Regions from separate parts of the Homo sapiens genome. Here region 2 is linked to region 1. Evidence: read pairs that join two places in POLR2A ChIA-PET (ENCODE). Cell type or tissue: K562. All regions are shown on one strand. Region 1 overlaps MYO15B (myosin XVB). Region 2 overlaps UNK (unk zinc finger).

The links. ChIA-PET counts read pairs that join two places held together with the same protein. Peaks named below come from ENCODE experiments on the same cell type or tissue, not always from the same donor. Only the 100,000 strongest peaks of a DNase experiment are listed, where the experiment ranks them.
Region 2: POLR2A ChIA-PET joins it to region 1 with 5 read pairs; 9 of 35 experiments call an interaction of 5 or more read pairs at or near these places.

What each region holds. Positions count from the first base shown.
Region 1 is chr17:75,613,162-75,615,661 of GRCh38, reverse strand. It overlaps MYO15B (myosin XVB), which reads right to left. Exons shown (of 64, transcript NM_001395058.1): 27 at 2,453-2,500; 28 at 2,191-2,369; 29 at 1,885-1,957; 30 at 1,302-1,463; 31 at 979-1,079; 32 at 813-889; 33 at 620-701; 34 at 324-422; 35 at 62-159. Among named protein-coding and RNA genes, the nearest start is that of SMIM5, 19 kb to the left of the region's middle. In K562, CTCF peaks have their summits at 56 (motif pointing right), 657 and 1,441; DNase peaks (open chromatin) are centred at 41 and 1,441; H3K27me3 peaks cover 1,139 bases.
Region 2 is chr17:75,797,563-75,800,062 of GRCh38, reverse strand. All of the region lies in intron 1 of UNK (unk zinc finger), which reads right to left. Among named protein-coding and RNA genes, the nearest start is that of UNK, 14 kb to the right of the region's middle. In K562, no CTCF peak of the experiment used is centred here; no DNase peak of the experiment used is centred here.

The DNA.
Region 1 (2,500 bases):
TCATCCCCGAGCCACAGACCTCTCCTCCACCAGGTGGCCCCAGGGCCCTGCCAGCGCTCACCAGGATTAGCGCCTGCTGCTGGATAAAGTTCTGCTGCTGGACGGCCAGCTGCCCTGCATCCAGGCTGGGAAGCGGTGGCTGCGGCGGCACCACCATGGCTGTGAGGGCGGCAGGCGGCCAGAGTGGTGGGCACCATGGCCAGCCTTGAAGCTCGCTGCCCACTGTGCACTCGGGACTCCTAGCAGGACCCTCCCTCCTCCAGTCCCAGAGCTGGTGGCTGCTCTCCTGAGAAGGGACTCTGGTGCCCCCAGCCCAGACTTACCTGGCATGGCAGGGACTGTGCCCATTGCTGGCATCATGGGCATGGGTGCAGGGACCATGCCTGGCTGGTATGCAGGCATCTGAATCATTCCTGGGTACACTGAGGGAACACGCCCTCCCTGTCAGTCCCTGCCTGGGCCCACATGCCACCTCCCTCCAGCCCCAGGCACAGAGAAGAGCATCGGGCACCGGGGTGCTGGCCAGGGCATCGATCGCCACTGCCAGAGGGGTCCCAGGCCATGCCTGCCATGCTGCCGGGCCCGGAGGCCCTGGGTGAGGAATCAGCCCCTCACTCACCCATGGGGTAGCCCTGCTGTGTGGGCCCAATGGCGCCCCCTCCCTTCATGCGGCTGCTCAGAGCCCAGCTTTGTTCCAGATCCTAAAGGGACAATGGTCACAGGTCAGAGTGAGAGCCCTGAGAAAAATGGAAGGGGCAGCAGAGGCCCCGGGGGGTTGGGGCAGGGGCATTTGGGGGCTGTGCCCGACTCACGCTGAGGCCGGAGGATATCACTGGCTGGAAGATCTGGTCCAGGAAGCCGTCCAGGCTCCCTGACCTCTGGACCTCCCCTGTGGGGCAGGGAGAGGGTTGGAGCCATGGCCCGGGGCGTGGGGCTTCCCATGCTCTGCCAACCTCCATGTGCCCACTCCAGCCTTACCTGTGTGGTCCCTGCTGGGCAGCGTTGGGGCTGGACCTGGAGGGGGTCCTGGGGGCAGTGAGGGGGCCTGAATGCCAGGGGCAAGGGGAATGGCCTCGGCTCTGCAGGAAACGGGATCCAGCTAAGGGGGTGGCCAAGGCTGAGGGTCACCCAGGCTGGGGCAAGAGGTAGAAGCTGCTGCGGGGGTCACCCCATGGTTGGGAGGAGGCTGGGTGGGAGGGCTGGGCCTGTGGCAGCTCCTATAAACCCCTGAGTGTGGCAGGGTGGCTGTGGGGTTCCCCGGCAGGAGCAGGCCAGGGAGAGGGGTGCTGGGTGGCACCTACGAGCCAAGAGGAGTGATGGGGTAGCTGCGGGGGCGAGCTGGGTCCCCCAGGTCCTCAGTCTGGCTGATCAGGTCCAGCACAAAGTCGCAGCCAGCCAAGTCCTGCCATGCGTCCCTGGAGTGCAGTGACACAGACCAGCCCCGGGGAGGCGCCTCCAGGCCTCTGGGTGGGAGGGGACCAGTCAGTGAGGCAGGCGGCCATCCAGAAGGGGGCAAGGACCACAGGGTGGGCCAAGGGGGCAGGGGGCTGAGGAAGGGAGGGTGGCCCTGGATCCGCCTGGTCCGGGACCCAGGTTTGCTCAGCAGTGGGGGCTGCTCCCCTCCTCACCTCACGGCCCTCCACTTCCACAAGGGCTCCAGCATGGGCATTTCTTTTCTGACCTGCTGAGTTAGAATCTGCCGTGGGAGCTCCCAAGCCCCTCATTCCTAATCTGCCCCCGGCTCCCCATCGCCATCTGCAGTCTGGCCCCTGCCCACCCCGGGGCACCTCTCCTCCCGGCCCCTGAGACTGGGCTTGGAGAAGGAGGAGGGTATAGGACAAGGGTCACTTTGGCCACACTGTCCCCCATCCCCGGTCCCCATACCTGCTCTGCAGGATCCACCCAGCCAGCTGCTCCCCGGTGGTCCAAGACTCCACCTCGGCCGAGTAGCACTCCTCTGCAGGGGCATGGGGGGCGGGGGCAAGAGTGAGGGACAGCAGAGTCCACCCTGACAGGAAGGGGCTGCTGTCCCCATGAGAGTTTCAAAAGCAGGACAGAGGGGAGGGGGATCAGGGTCACTGAGGACAGGGCAGCAGGAAGACTGGGGCAGGAAGGGGTTCCAGGGAGGGCAAAGGGGTAGGGCTGGCCCCACTTCAGGCCTGGGAGGCCTCAGCCAGAGGCAGCCCTCACCGCTGAAGGTGAACACATCCAGCGCCATGCGGCCCCGCCGCCATCCGGCCAGCCACTCCAGCTGGGTCGGGGGGTGGGCCCGAGTGGCCCCCGAGGCCAGCTGCGACTGCTCCAAGGCCCCCAGCAGCTTGTGCTGGCACAGCGCTGCCATGCCCCTGGGGGCCTGGTCAGACACGAACCTGCAGGGCGGGCACAGGCTGCAGTGGAGGCAGGGTGATCCAGCGACCCCACCTGCCAGGTCCCCACCTCCCAGGCCCCTTACTTGAGCAGTGGCTTCTGTAGGACAGGCAGTGGGGGAAAGGCGCTGAGC
Region 2 (2,500 bases), 180 kb before region 1:
CTTGTGGGCCTTAAAAAAGCAGGCAGCAGGCTGGATTTGGCATGCAAGCCGGTTTGCTGACCTCTGCTCTACACTTGGGTTTTTTTGTCTTTTTTTTCCCCTTTTTGTGGAGAAAGGGGGCTCGCTGTATTGCCTGAGCAGGTCTCAAACTCCTGGGCTCTAGCTATCCTCTGGCCTCTGCTCCCTAAGTGCTGGGATTACAGGTGACCTCTGCGCTAAACAGTTGGTATGCCCCATCACATCACAGCCTTACATTTCCATACTTTTGATCATGTTGTCCCCTGGGTCTAGATCACCCTGAGGGTTCCCTGGCCCTGCCTGCCCCCGCTTCCATGTTCCTACTGCACTATGTGAATACTGCTGGTACAGCCACCACAGTGGATTCTGACTGTTTTGTACACTGCCACATCGATCATCTTTGTACCCCTGCACAGAGCTGACCCACAGCAGGTGCTTGAGATGTGGGAAGTGAAAAGAAAAGCAAAAAGCACCCCAAGTGGTAGAAACCTGGTACAAAAGCAGCTCTGCACGAACCCAGCAAAACACAGAGGAGCAACTCCAACCTCTGACTTAGATACATCTCCTGGCAATTAACTCAGTAAGCTCTCTCTTCCACATCACGTCTGCTCAGCTTTGTTCCTCACCTGAACACTAAAATTGAGATCTTCCGCCTCACACACAGAGTCGGTTGCTGGCATCTGGCTCTTTTGTCATTGGTGCTGGGAATGTGCAGAGACCATTACAGATTAACTTTTTTGAAAAAGGGTCTCATTCTGTCACCCAGGCTGAAGTGCAGTAGTGCAATTACAGGTCACTGCAGCCTCCCAGGCTCAAGCAATCCTCCCACCTCAGCCTCCCGAGTAGTTGGGACTACAGGCACCTGCCACCCCACCCAGCTAATTTTTGTATTTTTTTGTAGAGATGAGGTTTCGCCATGTTGCCCAGGCTGCTCTCAAACTCCTGACCTCCAGCAACCCTCTTTTTTTTTTTTGTTTTTGAGATGGAGTCTCGCACTATCGCCCAGACTGGAGTCCAGTGGCCCGATCTCGGCTCACTGCAAGCTCCGCCTCCTGGGTTTGCACCATTCTCCTGCCTCAGCCTCTGAGTAGCTGGGACTACAGGCGCCCGCCACCACGCCTGGCTAATTTTTTTGTATTTTTAGTAGAGACGGGGTTTCACTGTGTTAGCCAGGATGGTCTCGATCTCCTGACCTCATGATCTGCCTGCCTCAGCCTCCCAAAGTGCTGGGATTACAGGCGTGAGCCACCGTGCCCAGCAAGCAACCCTCTTTAGTCTCTCAAAGTGCTGGGATTACAGGTATGAGCCACCATGCACAGCCACTACAGATTAATTCCTGTTTCTATTTCCTCCAACAACCAATGGGTATCATGATGACTACTGACAAAAGCTGGGTATCGGCCAGGCATGGTGGCTCATGCCTGTAATCCCAGCACTTTCAGAGGCCAAGGCAGGTGGATCACCTGAGGCCAGGAGTTCGAGATCAGCCTGGTCAACATGGCAAAACCCCATCTCTACTAAAAATACAAAAATTAACCGTGGTTTGGTGTAGTGGCACATGCCTATAATCCCAGCACTTTGGGAGGCCAAGGTGGGTAGATCACCTGAGGTCAGGAGTTCAAGACCAGCCTGGCCAACAGGGCAAAACCTTATCTCTATTAAAAATGCAAAAATTAGGCCAGGCGTGGTGGCTCTTGCCTGTAATCCCAACACTTTGGGAGGCTGAGGTGGGGGGATCACCTGAGGTCAGTTCGAGACCAGCCTGGCCAACGTGGCGAAACCCCGTCTCTACTAAAAAATACAAAAATTAGCTGGGTGTGGTGGCACACACCTGTAATCCCAGCTACTCGGGAGGCTGAGGCAGGAGAATCGCTTGAACCCGGGAGGCGGAGATTGCAGTGAGCCGAAATCGTGCCATTGCACTCCAGCCTGGGTGACAAGAGCAAGACTCTGTCTTAAAAAAAAAAAAAAAAAAAAAGAGCTGTGGTCAATCTTTTTGTGGAGTGCATGTCTGCATGAATGTCCACCCTGTATGTTTTGTTTGTTTATAATCTGATTTGGACAAACCTACAGATTTGAGTACAGAGACATATAGGCAAGACAATGATGGCCTCCAGACAACTAAGACAAGCCAACAGAAAGAGATGGCGCTGCAACACCAGATTTGCTCAGGACTTCATGAATCCCGGAACATGCAGTGAACAGCAAGATGTAAGCCCAACAAAAGGGACAAGAGATTGAGCCGGTGGAATAACTCACTCTGGATGCCCCTCAGCCTTGGGTAATGGGCCATGAGTTTTCAAGATGGAGCGGCCAGTGAGGAAACACCTGTTCCTGCAGCTCCTGCTGCTCTCCTGGCCACTTAGTGTCACTACTCATGACCCTCACACAGCAGCTGGCAAAGACAGGGCAATCTGACAGATCTGCCCATATCCCTAATAAGCTACTAATGTTCATTTTATTACAGCCAGTCTTATAAAAA